Linked DNA regions of Homo sapiens: region 2 is linked to region 1. The links are chromatin loops, found by intact Hi-C in ENCODE. Cell type or tissue: mammary epithelial cell. All regions are shown on one strand.

Evidence for each region. Hi-C counts contacts between places; a loop is a spot of excess contacts. Peaks named below come from ENCODE experiments on the same cell type or tissue, not always from the same donor. Only the 100,000 strongest peaks of a DNase experiment are listed, where the experiment ranks them.
Region 2: it touches region 1 in a loop (6-fold over the local background); 1 of 110 quality-filtered maps calls a loop at or near these places.

What each region holds. Positions count from the first base shown.
Region 1 is chr15:92,793,203-92,801,202 of GRCh38, reverse strand. It overlaps the pseudogene ASB9P1. Among named protein-coding and RNA genes, the nearest start is that of CHASERR, 86 kb to the left of the region's middle. RefSeq lists enhancers at 1-150, 3,253-3,422. In mammary epithelial cell, a CTCF peak has its summit at 3,878 (motif pointing left); DNase peaks (open chromatin) are centred at 3,622 and 3,832; H3K27ac peaks cover 739 bases.
Region 2 is chr15:93,992,661-94,000,660 of GRCh38, reverse strand. The region is part of intron 3 of LINC01581 (long intergenic non-protein coding RNA 1581); the gene reads left to right. Among named protein-coding and RNA genes, the nearest start is that of LINC01580, 96 kb to the right of the region's middle. In mammary epithelial cell, a CTCF peak has its summit at 3,410 (motif pointing left); no DNase peak of the experiment used is centred here.

The sequences.
Region 1 (8,000 bases):
CCAAGGATTTGTGCGAAGCTTCCAATTAGTCATCAGCAATTTTCAACCTTTATAAGATGAAAAAAATTTTAGAAGCTTATATATTACAGTAAACCTAGGGAGGAACTGGATTTTAGTGCATCTTCTACCTTGGAGGGCAGTAGGGCAAATGAAAATATTATAAGTGGGAAGAGACTAAGGCAACGTCTTCACTAAAACAACTGTTTGGGGCCGGGTACGGTGGTTCATGCCTGTAATCCCAGCATTTTGGGAGGCCGAGGCAGGAAGATCACCTGAGGTCAGGAGTTTGAGACCATCCTGGCCAACATATGAAACCCTGTCTCTACTAAAAACACAAAAATTAGCTGGGCGTGGTGGCGGGCGCCTATAGTCCGAGCTACTCGGGAGGCTGAGGCAGAAGAATCACTTGAACCTAGGAGGCAGAGGTTGCAGTGAGCCAAGATCACGCCACTGCACTGTAGACTGGGTGACAGAACTAGACTCTGTCTCAAAAATAAATAAATAAACAAATAAAACGAAAAAACAAAGAAACAAAAAACTGGATTGCTTAAGCCTGGGAGATCCAGTCTGCAGTGAGCCATGATCACACCATTGCAAGCCTGGGCAACAGAGATGCCCACTGATCACTAAGTAGAGAGATGACCAAGCCTGGGCAACAGAGATCCTGTCTCAAAACAAAAACAAAAATAAAAACAAAAACAAAAAAACCAAAATACAACAAAAAACTTCCCCCAAAACCCAAAAAATGGAAAAAACTTCTCGATATGCTGGGTGTGGTGGCTCACACCTGTAATCTCAGCACTTTGGGAGGGTGAGACAGGAGGATCACTTGAGCCCAGGGGTTTGAGACTAGCGTGGGCAACATAGCAAGACCCCCTGTCTACCAAAAATGAAAAAAAAAATTGGCTGGGTGTGGTGGTGCACACCTGTAGCCCCACCTACTTGGGAGGCTGAGGAGGGAGGATCACTTGAGCCCAGGAGGTCAGGGCTGCAGTGAGCCATGTTTGCACTACTGCACTCCAGCCTGGGTGATAGAGCAAGATGCTAACTAAAAAAACCCCAAAACCATAAAACAAACACAAAACTTTTTGTGATGAAAAAACCCAAACCCTGAAATATACAAAAGTGGAAAATAATGTAATGAACTTCCATGTACCCATCACCCAACTTTAACGATTCTCAACTAATCACCAGTCTTGCTTAATCAATATTCACTCCTGCTGCTGTCCTTACTAGTTATTTCTATTTTGTTTGTTTGTTTTGTTTTTTGAGATGGAGTTTTGCTCTTGTTGCCCAGGCTGGAGTGCTATGGCACGATCTTGGCTCACTGCAACCTCTGCCTCCTGGGTTCAAGTGATTCTGCTGCCTCAGCTTCCCAAGTAGCTGGGATTGCAAGCATCTGCCACCACGCCCAGCTAATTTTGTATTTTTAGTAAAGATGTGGTTTCTCCATGTTGGTTAGGCTGATCTCGATCTCCCGACCTCAGGTGATCCACCCGCCTTGGCCTCCCAAAGTGCTGGGGTCATAGGCGTGAGCCACGGCCCCCTGGCCTGGTATTTCTATTTTTATATGCCCTAATATTTCTTATTTAGAAACATTTGAAGCCTATTAAAACATTACAAGAGTCTCGGGCTGGGTGCAACGGCTCACGCCTGTAATCCCAGCACTTTGGGAGGCTGAGACCGGTGGATCATGAGGTCAGGAGTTCAAGTCTAGCCTGGCCAAGATGCTGAAACCCTGTCTTTACTAAAAATACAAAAATTAGCTGGGCGTGGTGAGACACACCTATAATCCCAGCTACTCGGGAGGGTGATGCAGGAGAATCGCTGGAACTGGGATGGCAGAGGTTGCAGTGAGCCAAGATCGTGCCACTGCACTCCAGCCTCGGCGACAGAGCAAGACTCCATCTCAAAAACAAAAACGAAAACAAAAACAAAAGCATTACAAGAGTCTCATCTGAGGCCAGGCGTGGCTTCTCATGCCTGTAATCCCAGCACTTTGGGAGGCTGAGGTGGGTGGATCACTTGAGGTCAGGAGTTCGAGACCAGCCTGACCAACATGTTGAAACCTCATCTATACTAAAAATACAAAATTACCTGGGTGTGTGGGAGACTGAGGCAGGAGAATTGCTTGAACCTGGCAGGCAGAGGTTGTGGTGAGCTGAGATCGTGCTCCTTGGGTATAAATCTCCCCTTGTCTTTGTTGAAGTCAGGGTTGAGTCCAATCTCTCGTCCCCACTGCAAGACCCTGTGGCAGTGGTCCCTACACCTATCACTGTGGCCCCTTTTGGATAAAGTCTGCCTTAGCACCTTTTAACAAATGTCATAAATAATAATTTTTCTTTAACATTCTTTTTTTTTTTTTTTTTTTTGAGACAGGGTCTTGCTCTGTCTCCCAGGCTGGAGTGCAATGGCACGATCTCGGCTCACTGCAACCGCCGCCTCCTAGGCTCAAGTGATTCTTGTGCCTCAGCCTCCCAAGTAGCTTGGACTACAGGCATGCACCACCATGCCCAGCTAATTTTTGTATTTTTATTAATTTATCTATTTATTTATTTATTTTGAGACCAAGTTTTGGTCTTTTTGTCCAGGCTGGAGTCCAGTGGTACAATCTTGGCTCATTGCAACCTCCGCCTCCTGGGTTCAAGTGATTCTCCTGCCTCAGCCTTCCGAGTAGCTGGGATTACAGGCACGCTCCACCAGCCTGGCTAATTTTGTATTTTTAGTAGAGACAGGGTTTTGCCATGTTGGCTGGGCTGGTCTTGAACTCCTGACCTCAAGTGATCCACCCGCCTCAGTCTCCCAAAGTGCTGGGATTACAGGTGTGAGCCACCACACTCGGCCTAATTTTTGTATTTTTAGTAGAGATGGGGTTTCACCATGTTGTCTCAAGCTCCTGACCTCCAGTGATCTGCCTGCCTCGGCCTCCCAAAGTGTTGGGGTTACAGGTGTGAGCCACCGCACCTGGCCTGCCTCTCTCTCTCTCTTTTTTTTTTTTTTGAGACGGAGTCTCACTCTGTCGCACAGACTGGAGTGCAGTGGCACGATCTCGGCTCACTGCAACCTCCGACTCCTGGGTTCAAGCAATTCTCTGCCACAGCTTCCGGAGTAGCTGGGATTACAGGTGCCTGCCACCACGCCCAGCTAATTTTTTTGTATTTTTAGTAGAGACAGGGTTTCACCGTCTTGGCCAGGCTGGTCTTGAACCCCTGACGTCGTGATCCACCTGACTCAGCCTTCCAAAGTGCTGGGATTACAGGCGTAAGCCACCGCGCCAGGCCTTTTTTTTTTTAAGAAAAAAAAAAAAAAAAGACAAAACTTCCCAACTTGAATAAGGCTCCTGAGGCATGCAAGCCCTGGCCTCTGCATGTCCCTCCAGCAGCAGGCCCCAGCCTGCTCCTGAGCCTTTGGCAAGCTCTTCTTGGGGACCCCGTTTCCACCCCTCACCTCTCGTCTATCTGCCTTGGATCTTGGCTCCTTCATCTTTTTCTCATCTGCTTCTCAGGGACACCTTCCTTTCCCCGCATCAGGCTGCTTCTTCCTTATGTACTCTCACAGCACTTACTATGCTGTGGTATCTTACTGGTGTGATTCTTTGTCCGTTTTCCTACCTACCCCTTAAGGTCTGTGTGCGCAGGTACTGTGTCTTCCTTGGCTGAGCCTAGTATCCTAACTGCCTGCTGTGGTGCCTGACACATAGTAGGCATTGAATACATATTTGCTGAATGAAATAATGAGTAAAAGCTAGGTAATAGAAATAATACTTAGGTCTAAGAGGGACCAGTCTTTTTTTTGTAGTTGTTTAGCTACTTCATTTTGTTAAAAAGGACATCTTAATAACTAATTACTTAGTGCCATTACTGCCATCTAGTGGTGACTGATGTTATTATACTGCTGGGTCCATTCTCAATGATGTTACTGTACTGGCAGAGAAGGGAATCAATATATGCAAGATATCTGTTGAGTGTTTGCCTTGTTTCAGGTATTGTACCAGGAAGTTTACAGCAGTACCTGCTGGTTACGCCAGCAAAGGGAGTGTAAGCTGCTTTCCCATGGTCACCATCTAAGGAGGAGACCTGAATTCAACTCCAGGAGACCGTCTCTGTTTTTCTTTTCTTTTTATTTTTTTGAAATACATTTCTTTATTTTCATTCCCATATAGCAGAGATGGAACAAGGATAGTGATGCTGGAAAATCCTGCTTTGATCAAATCATCACATAAGTTAACGTCAGAAAACCTGTATTTGAATCTGACTCCTCTATCCTTGCCCTGGGAAATTGGACAGATTGACCCAGTTGCTGTGAGGGCTGAATTAGATGATGCTGAAAGTGCTTGGCCTGCAGTGGATATGCAAAACAATAGCTGTTATTTTAGACAGTCTCCAAGCAGGGAAAAAAGTCTTCATGCCTTCTAACTAATCATACAAACGTATGCAGTGTGTTTAAACTCTGGCTTCAGAGTTTAACAAATACAAATCTAATCGAAAAAATTAGTCAAACTCTATGAACAAATTTATAACTAATACAAATCTAATCGAAAAAACTAGTCAAACTCTATAAACCTAACTTGATTTTAAAATTCTAGTGGCTACAACACTCAATAATGTTTTCACATTGTTTGTGAATCCATTCCATTGATACATACAAAGATGTAGGAGAAACCATTTCAGATCCTCTGGGAGGACGACTTTGGTTATCTTATGATGCTGCTGGATTCCAAAGCCCTTCTGATTTCTAGGCATAACTGCATCAAAAGAAGGGGGCCCTTCTCTCTCCAAGAAGAGCTGGATCAAAGGGCTCTCTGGAGGCACCAGCTCCACATGACATTTGCCTTCAGCATTCTTGGCCTGGGTGTCTGCTCCAAAATCCATGAGCAGGCAGGCCAGCTCTTCACTGGCTGTCCTGGCCACTGCATGAAGTGGGGAATCCTTCATGAGGGCCTTCATGAAGGCCACTGCATGAAGTGGGGAACCTCTCCCTGGGTTCAGGTCTGCTCCTGACTCCAGAAGCTTCTTGACACAGGCTATCTGCTGGTTTTCACAAGCCAAATACAGTGAAGTGCCCACGTGGCTGATGTTATGGTCATTTTTGCCCCTATAAGCTGTAAGAGAGTCGACACACTCCACGTGGCCTCTCCTAGCAGCTTCATGGACGGGGGATGCCAGATCACTCTCAGGTTGAACGCTGGCTCCATGCTGCAGAAGCATAATCCCAGCTGCTGCTGATACAAACATTAAACAGTGGAGTGTGCCAGTCTGTTGTCACGCCATTCACCTGAGCTCCATGCTTTAATAAAATCTTTACACGAGAGGGATGACCTCTGAGACAGGCTTCATGGAGTGGGGAAACATGATCTGCCATGATGATGTTCACAAGCCACCCGTGGCTGATGAGGTTCCTCAGAGACAGCTGATGTCCGTAGATTGCAGCTTCAGGCATAGGAGACCAATCAGACACAGAATCACCCATCAATGGGTTTGAAAGAAGCCTGGTGTCAGGAGAGTCTCTTGGCCCCGTGGGCTTGCTCCCATCCATGCCCCCTTGTTTGCCATCCATGCTGCCCTCTCCTAAGCGAGCAAGCTCTGCGCTCCACTTCAGTTGCTCAGCAAAGTCCAAACTCCATGCTCCCCCTGCTCCTGAAAAATTCCAGTTCTGTGGCTGGCTGAGCTGCACACGTCCTAGTCAAATGGTCTAACTGGCTGGAGGCCCGCCAGAGGCCGCCTGTTTTTTTTTTTTTTTTTTTTTTTTGAGACGGAGTCTCGCTCTGTCGCCCAGGCTGGAGTGCAGTGGCGCAGTCTGGGCTCACTGTAATCTCCGCCTCCCAGGTTCACACCATTCTCCTGCCTCAGCCTCCCAAGTAGCTGGGACTACAGGCGCCCGGCTAATTTTTTGTATTTTCAATAAAGACGGGGTTTCACCGTGTTAGTCAGGATGGTCTCGATCTCCTGACCTCGTGATCCGCCTGCCTCGGCCTTCCAACATGCTGGGATTACAGGCGTGAGGCACCGCGCCCAGCCAGCCACCTGTTTTTTTCTTTTTTTTTAAAAGAGTCTTGCTCTGTCACCGTTGCCCAGAGCTTGAGTGCAGTGGCATGATCATAGCTCATGGTAACCTCGAATTCCCAGCCTGTAGCGGTTCTCCCCACTCAGCCTCCTGAGTGGCTAGGACTACAGGTGTGTGCCACCATGCCTGCCTAATTTTTAATTTTTGTAGATCTTGCTATATTGTCCAGGCTGGTCTCAAAATCCTGGGCTCAAGTAGTTGGAGAGGGCCAGAACAAAACGCTCCTTAATGGCAACAGATATATTTTGTTTTGTTTTTGTTTTTTGAGACAGAGTCTTTCGCTATCCCCCAGGCTGGAGTGCAGTGGCAGGATCTTGGTTCACTGTAACTTCTGCCTCCCAGGCTCAAGTGATTCTCGTGCCTCAGCCTCCCCAGTATTTGGGATTACAGGCGTGTGCCGTGACTAATTTTTGTATTTTTAGTGGAGACGGGGGTTTTGCCATGTTGCCCGGGCTGGTCTCAAACTCCTGACCTCAAGTGATCTGCCTGTCTCTGGCTCCCAGAGTGCTGGGATTACAGGCATGAGGCACCATGCCCAGCCGACATATTTTGTAAACAGGGAGAAAAATAGGTGGTTCTTAAAATTTCAGTAAAATGTTCACATTCTTTCTTATATAACAACAGAGGACCACTGAGTGCCCTCACCTTGAAGACCCCAGGACACCTGGATACACAGGATTTCTGTATGGCTTCTTTATTTTATTTTTATTTTTTGAGATGGAGTCGCTCTCTGTCACCCAGGCTGGAGTGCAGTGCTGTGATCTCGGCTCACTGCAACCTCTGCCTCTCGGGTTCGAGTGATTCTCCTGCCTCAGCCTCCCAAATAGCTGGGACCACAGGCGTGTGCCACCACGCCTGGCTAACTTTTGTATTTTTAGTAGAGACGGGGTTTCACAAAGTTGGCTGGGCTGGTCTGGAACTGCTGACCTCAAGTGGTCTGCCTGCCTCTGCCTCCCAAAGTGCTGGGATTACAGGTGTGAGCCACCACGCCCGGCCTCTGCCTGGCTTCTTATAGATGGTTTCTCTTGGTGTATGTTTCCTAGGCTTTTTGACTTTGTGGACTAGAAAGCTCTGGTCTCCAAGTCCCTACAAACTTCTGGATCTTCTACAGATTAAACATTTTAACAGTCTTCATAAAGTGCATTTGAAATCTAAGGTAAACATTCATTACCTGTACACCAACCACCTCAAAGGTTTTATGAAATAAGATGGAATATACATAAAATGCATGAGACAGGTGTACTTTGCTTTATGTGTTTGTGACACGTTCACACAAGTAAATTTTTAAATTTTTGGTGAGGAGATAAATTTGGCAATTTTTTTTTTTTGAGACAGAGTCTCACTCTGTCACCCAGGCTAGAGTGCAGTGGCGTGATCTCTGCTCGCCGCAATCTCTGCCTCCCCGGTTTAAGCAGTTCTCCTGCCTCAGCCTCCTGAGTAGCTGGGATTACAGGTGCATGGCACCAAGCCCAGCTAATTTTTTTTTTTGTATTTTTAGTACAGACAGGGTTTCATCATGTTGGCCAGGCTGGTCTGGAACTCCTGACCTCAGGTGATCCACCTGCCTTGGCCTCCCAAAGTGTTGGGCTTACAGGCATGCCCCACTGCTCCCCGCCAGGCAATTTTTTTTTTACCAAGAGTAAATTCAAAGGAGCCTGAGCATTAGTTTTAACAGGTAAGTCGGGTAGAAGATCAGGGAGCATGCCATAAGTGGCATGTACACTATATTATAAAGAGGAGTGGTTTTAAACCTTTTTTTTGAGACAGCGTCTCCCTCTGTCATCCAGGTTGGAGTGCAGTGCAACCTCCACCTCCCAGGCTCAAGCAATCCTCCCACCTCAGCCTCCAGAGTAGCTGGCACTACAGGTCATGCTACCATGCCCGGCTAATTTTTTGTAGAGAAGGGGTTTCACCACGTTGCCCAGGCTGGTCTCAAA
Region 2 (8,000 bases), 1.2 Mb before region 1:
GGGGGGTTTTGTGTACTTTATGTATGTTCATTGTAGAAAATGTCCATTAAGGAAAAAATCCCCCATATGCTACATTCCAAAGATAACTACTACTAATATTTTATGTATGCATTTTCAGATTTCTTTGCAAATATTTTTTCAACCTCATACACAAATATATATCCATCTATATCTATATATCTATATGGATATGGATAAATACATTTTTAAATATTCTAATGTGGATGCATATGCCAACATAATATATAAATAATTATACTATGCATATAGTTTTATAAGGTACTTTTTATTTTCCACAAAGAAATTGTATTTTATTTTCAGTAAATACACATGTACTTTATCATTGTTAATGAGATGAGGTATTCAATTATATTAATATCTCATGTCTTACCTGTAATAAATGGACATTTTATATGATGACCCAGTTTTTTATTATTAAATAAATTGGTGCTTCAATTTTAACCAAGTTATGTCACTGTCATCTAGGATACATTCTTAGAAGAGCATTTCCAATGTAATAGGATTTAGATACTTTCTAAAGTTTTTGCTACATATCTGTATTTTGCTCCAGAAAAGTGGTACAAATTTATGCTTCTAGCAGTAGTGCATGAATCAGCTTAAGCTTTGACTGTATTTAAATGTTATCTCCAGGGTCGATGATTAGAGGGATCATGAAGATGGCTTTCATGTTACCAGTCAGTTACTATTCAACCAGGTCAACAGTGGTCAGTACCATTGTTGATGTTACAAAGGTTGTGAAATCCTTAACGACATGACATAATTTAGTACCAAGTGACAACTGACTTAAAGAAAATCAGATATAAGATTCATAATATATTTGCAGAGCAAAAAGCACCCTAGCAAAAACCAAAACTAGGTATTTCATGTAATTTTAATCACAGATGCAGCATTCATATGTGATGCACTAAGATAGGGCCCCAAACAAGTAATCTTTGCCTAAATTTTCTCTTTGGTTCTAGGCCTATATTTCTTTCTTAGTGCAAGATATCTATCTATCTATCTATCTATCTATCTATCTATCTATCTATCTATCATCTATCTATTGTCTTCCTCTATATAGTTATGTAATCCCATACCTCCAGAGTCCAATTTCCAACTCTTTTCCCAACTTTCCGATTTCTGTTATGAACGCTGTCAATTCTCCTGTTTCCCAGGCTCAACATGTCTGAACTGTCTTTAGCACATCAAAATCATTGCATTTCTCTGTAATATCCCAAAATCTGGGCTTCATATCTTTCTCTCAACATTTCTGGTCTCCTTGCTACCTGGGTTTTCCCGTTTCTCATTCACTTGTTATTTTATGACTAATTTTTAAATTTTCCTGAGTTGTGACTCGGACTCAGCTACTCGCCACATCAAATGCTCTAAACGACTCCTGACTGCTTTCTGAAATAAACCCAAATATCGTATCTGGGTATCCCAGGCCTGAATGCTTTCATCCCATTTAGCTGTCGCATGATGTCCCTCTCAGTTCTCCCCTTCACGCATTCTCCCATCTAGCTGAACTGGAGTATTGCTGTGCTCTGAACATGTTCCACGCAGTTTTCATTTTAAAATTCGCCCTGATTATTCCTTCTCCAGGATGCTTCTGCTCATCTACTAGTCCCATGTCTTTACTATCTACTCCACCTTTAATATTTCTTCAGAGTTTTAATTCAAAAGAGACAAGAAGCCTTCCTCCAGTGCATTTCCACTACATATTATTTAGTCTTTGGACATGATAGGCATTTGTTTCCTTGTATCATCCCTGTGGTTAGTCAGTTCAGCCGCTTGTGAGCAAGGGCTATGACTTGTTTCTCCATAAATCTCCTGCAGTTACCGGGTGCCTCGAGTAGAACAGTTGCTCTAAAATAGCTGTTGGGTGCCATGAAGATAGGAAAGGCTAGAAGGGGAATTCGGTAGGCTAGTGAGTGTTAAAAACATGCTTTAATACTTGAAAAGATGTAAAAATGACTTTCATGCTCAGTGGAAACTCAAGTCATGTTAGATACTCCAAGTTACATGATACATTTTATACTTTTAGAAATCTCAGAATCTAGGAAGTGACAATGGGTTTTTCACAGATAAGTTAACTCTATGAGGGCTACTTTTTATTCCAAGTGGCTGTTTTTTAAGGGCCAGTACCGTCATAAGGCTTTGCTTGATCATCCTGTACAGTGATGAGGCTGTTTGGAAATTACACTCCTCCCCTTCCAGTAACTAGCGTTCCTCACCTTATGTGAATTCTTGGTTTTTCTAAGAGAGAGAAAAAAAATCCCTTTAAATTTCATTGATACTCCTTTCTTTATTTCTCAAGCTCCTATTTCTTGGAAACCTATAACACCTTCACAACTGGCATGCTCCAAGTTGAATGGGTCTGTGAGGAAAAGTAACTTCCACTATTGATAAGGTTGCTGCCCCAATCCCCAGACCCCAAAAGGATAAGGAAGACAAGACACCTGAAAGATTTATGACATTGTTTTTGGTTTTCATATTTTTACACTAATTTTGAAGAAGCATAAAAACTAGCATTTTACTGGTAACTCAATTTCTACCAATGAGTGGAGTTGGATTTAAGGTAGTGAATTGAATAAGAATTTTGGGTAATAAATTCATCGATTTTGTGCCTATACAATTATTTTAATACTGATACTAAGTCAAGATATTCAACTGCTCAAAAACCTTCCGTGGGTCCCCGCTGTCCCTAACATTTAGCCCACGCATGACCTGCTAGCCCCTTTTATAGTCAAGCTATACCTTGACTTGAAAAGTATACCTTTACATTCTTACTTCTAAATAAAATAATGTAGGCATGTGATGCCAGGCTATAACATTTAGTTTAATCCAGGAAGCAGTTGGAACCATTTACCACATTTAACATGGGGAGTAGCTGAGTCAGATCCATGCCCTAGGGATAAAGGAGTAGAGTAGTAAACAGGAGCCCTCCATGAGAGGGAGATGGGCACATTCACAGCATCACTCCTTGCATCCTTTAAAGGTTCCACTAGTCCGGATGCTGATTCTGGTACTCTAAACCCTATTCAATGCCCGTATTTATGCATGAAACATTCCCAGGTTATTTCACCTTAAAGGGACAAATAATTTCCTTTTTAGGCATTCTATAGCACAAATCGTCTGAGAGATCGTAGAAGCATTCAATTTGTGATTGCTTTGCTATATATCGTCTTACATGATCATTTAATGGGTTTTTAATGTATATTATTTGTTTCTTTGATTAGATTATAAATTCCTTGAGACCTGTGATTATATTGTACACATCTTTAGAACCAAGGGACAAGTTTACATAATGTATTTACTGTAGATATGCTATCAACATTTGGCAAATATTGTTAATGCATAATGAAGTTTACTTTGGGAAACGTGATTGCTCTGTTACCTCTGGCTCCCTCTAGTGATGCCCAAAATATGACATCTAGCTGCACATTTCTGTTTCATCCCATTTGTTGGAATTTTATGACTATCAGATGTGATGCAGAGAACAAATTCAGCTACAAGCAAAACAAAAATTATAATTATGATATATAACAATATTATATATTAAATGATTATGTGAGACAGTGATCATGTAAGACCATGATATATAGCAAAGCGATAGCAAATTGAACACTTCTATGATTGCACAGAAAATTTGTGCTATAGAATATCTGAAAAGGGAATAATTTGTCCCTTTAAGGTGAAAGGGACAATAAATTATTGTTGTGTTATATTTTGCTTGATTAATAATATCATAATTATTACAGCCAAAGCGCATCAATCTCCTATTTTATGCCAAGGGCTGCTGAAGACAATGATACGTATTTTCTCACCTAAACTGCATGAGAATCATGTGAGATAGCTATTATTGTCTTCCAGCATTTACAGGTGAGGAGACCAAGACACAGCAATGTCTAGGGACTTGCCTAAGGACACACAGTGGGATTTCCCTCATTCTAGTGTGGACAGATTGGAGCATGTGAATGGATACCTTGAAACTCTGGAATAATTAGGCTGCTGGTTGGTGTGCTTTACCCCTAAATCTTACTCAAGAATGGATGGTTCTGACAAACACATGTGCACAGCAGGCAGTACTTAGTTTATTTTGAAAAGAACTGAACAACCGCATATGGCAATGGAAATAAAGGAAGCTTGTTCAAATGGCCAGTCTACGCTCAAATTTCTAAATGAGGTAACTATTTCAGAATAAGCCTTATTTTGTATTGTTTTGCCTATGAATTGACCTAATTAAAAATTAAATAATTTGCATGGTAATAACACATGTACCTTCTCATCTGTTAGTATCACAACTCAAATGGAATTAAAATTTAAAATGTCATATAAAGTGGGAAAATAGTAACTCATGTTAACATTCGTATTGATCTCTTATTGTATGAGAGAGAGAATCATATCACTAAATAAAGAACAAAGTGCATAAACTCAAAAGAAAAGTCTCTTTCACATTCTATGTTACCTACTTGCAGGGAGGTAAATAATGTAGGTAGGTCTTACCTGAATGATGGTAGATTATCAATACAAATCTATATTTCCATACAAATATACATTTTTCAATACAAATCTATATTTCAACACAAATATATATTTTTAAGTATAAATTATACATTCTTCCTTGCTAGACAGCACTAATATTTTTTGAAAAACAAAACAAAAAAAATCTCTCTGTCTCTCTTTTCCTGAGCATACATTATTATTAACAAGAGGCATCTGGTTCCCATTAATATTGAGAGAAGAAATCTATCTTAGGAATTATGGTTTAAGTTGAATTGTAGGGCAGGAGAATTAGCCATCCGTCCTGCTTCACATGCATTTGTAGTCATGCTAATCACCAGCAGGAATCAAGTCAGTCTCTCTCTCAAAATGAATTAAATAATGTAAAATCTCTTTCACTGTATTTAGGGCAAGTGAGCCATATGTGCATGTGAGATCGAGAGCATGAATGTGTGTGGTGTGTGTGTGTGTGTGTGTGTGTGTGTGTGTCTGTGTGTGTATGAGGAGACGGGGAAAGGAGGAGAGCAAGAGAGGAAAGTCCTTGGAAATAAGCCATCATGTTGCTGTTCATAGCAAATACTCCATCTACTACAAGAAAAACATCAGGTCTTACAACTTCTCCATGGGTTTATGAGTACTACTTTTAGGGATTATCCAGGTACTTGGAAAGGTAGTCAAAAAATAAATGATTTCTCATTAAAAAAAAAAATAAAATGGAATTTGCAGAGCCAAATGAGAAGTCTCCAGGAGTAAACAATGGCCTGTAGCAGCCAAAAGATGTAATGTGAGTGAAAAGCAGGGTTGCTTAGTGCCCGGAACCCTTAAGTCTAAGCAGATAGAATTAGATTTGCAGCCTCTGCCTGCCAATCATTTGCTCTGTGACCCTGGAAAAGTTGCTCAGCTTTTCTGAGCCTCCTTTTCTTCACCTGTGAGTGAAATGATTGGTATTTATGTCACGGGACCATGGTAAGGACTAAACTAAATGAGACCTTCTCTTTGAAATTCTTTTAAGGCCCACAGTGTGGTTGAAGCTCCCAATAATACTTGGATCCTCTTTTGGTTTCTTTCATCTTACCTGGGGAAGGCCGGTTGCCAGTCTGTCACCTGCTTGAAATATCTGCACATAGCCACGCTAGTCTCACATAATGGCAGATCCTGATTACCTTAGATGAAGTAAGATAAACAGATCAGAAGCTTCGGTTCTGCCTGGACTAATTAAATAATGGCTTGTTCATCTACACTTTGGCCCCCAGCCAGATGGGAGTCAAATATGCCAACCTTGACTTTGCCCATGAAGATGCATGGTTCCCTTCTTTGCCAAAGGAAAAAAAATCAAGTTTGAGAGACAGTTCCTATTTCTTAAAAAGTATTTGGGTGTGCATACATACCTTCTTTTGCTTTTCTTTCCTCCCTTCCTTTTCTCTCTCTCAACCCTTTCTCCCATTAAAAAGGGGTTTGAGTGTAGAAAAATGTCAACTGAGTTTCTCATTTTAATAAAATAAGCACCTAACTTAAGTGGGGGAAAAAAGCATTTTATGAAAATATGTCTCTCTTGCTTATGAAGTTGAAATCTTGAAGTAGTTTGTCATGGCTAAAATTTGGCACAAAGCACTGAATATCCTTTGAATGATTATATTAAGATAGAGGTCAAAAGAAGAAGAAAATTGTTCCACAGAAGGCCATTAGATATTCCCATAGGAAAAGTACTATAATGGTCCCATAACTATACACTGTTGAAACCACTGGCTCACAAAATGCAGAGTAATGAAATGAGGCTTGTTTTATACTCTTGCTTCATTAGATTTCAGGTTCAGAAGTGAAGGGTTAGAATATGTGGCCAGATGGGCTAGGAAAGCAGTTTGAAGAATAAAAGAGGCATCAAGGAGAGGTCAGATGTTCCAGAGTAAGAAACTTCTCATAAAGCAAATGGAAATGTAAATTAAGCCATGGCAATATGTCACAGGGGCATAATAAACCTTGACATTTCCACAATGTGTGAGAACTGTTATACCCTGTGCTCTGCAGATCATATTTGTGTGATATTCTCTTGGATGAGGGCCATTGACAAGTGTTATCTTTAGAAATTGTCTTCAGTAGTCCAGGAATGGAAAGCAAAGACTCAGATCAAGTTGTGGGGGAAAGAAAAGTTATCATCACTGACTGAATGCCAACTGCCTGCCAAGTACTACGCTAAGTGCTTTCCATTTTTCTCAGTCCTCAACAAAAGTTTTATTCTTTCGAGATTGTTACCACCTTCTTGCAGATGAGATAACATAGTACTGATACTACTAAATAATACGTCCCAGTCAACATGGCTGATGAGTGACAGCACTGAAATTTTACCCGAACCTTGATGAGTTTAGTAATGTTTATTTCTTCTCATTACAGCAAGTCTGCCATAAAGAAAAGAAGTAATTTATTTACCTGGAATCTGAGATGACTTTTCTAATCCAGCACTCCCAAAATGTGCTAAAAGGGACACTAGCCTTGGGATTATTTCCCAAAAAAATCATTGCTGTTTAATGTGTGTGTCCTTATATATTCTTCGGTGTCTTTTCAAAGATTCAAATGCATATTAGCTTACTTAAATTTCTGACAACCCCTATGCTAAAAGAAATAAAGCTGTTTAGCTTCATTTAACTGAACTTCAAAATTTTCTTTTGACCACAACACCTTTAAATCTCTGACTGAATCAGTGTTCATCCCAATATTCTTTGAGAAATGCCATTCCAAAAACCAACACGACATTCCTAATCTTCCTCTTGTCTGGTCGTTTCCATTGGCAATGGATTAACAAACATGCAGGATTGAAAACTCACGGCCAGTAGGAGAAGGACCTCTTTCAATAAAAAAGAAGAAGTCAGGATACATGGAGCAGACCAGTGTAGAACATATTTAGTTTTGGGTTTTGATAAACAGAGTTCAAATCTAACCACTGGATAGGCAAACTTGGACAAGATTTAATCTCTCTAAACTCTGGTTTCCTCATCTGTATGATGAGAATCACAAATCCTACTTAATAAGATAGTTATAAGGAGAAGATAAAATAATAATTCCTATAAAATTTTCTGTAAACCATGAAGAGCTAAGTGACATTATTTAAACCTTGCTATTTCTTTAAGTAGTCTCATTATTTCTTCATGTGTCTTGTCTTTTATTATTGTAAAATCAATTGCAAGACATAAACATGAATGTTCTGAGACCTCAGGATTACACCTGCTGTGTGAGTAGTTAGGAGAGGAAGTAAAGTCAGCAACAACTTTCCATGGACTTTTACTGTGAAATTATAATTATAGTAAGACTGCCTTAATGTGATATGTAGTATTTGTCTAAAACCAAGACTTACCATGATATCTAAGGCCAAAACAGTGGGCTCTAGGAAATCTCACTTAAACATGTCACAATATTCTTATTACTCCTATTAATTGATTTTCTTCAGAAAATTCTAGACAGCACATAACTTAAATCATATAAAATTGTTTTCATAGGTCAAGAGT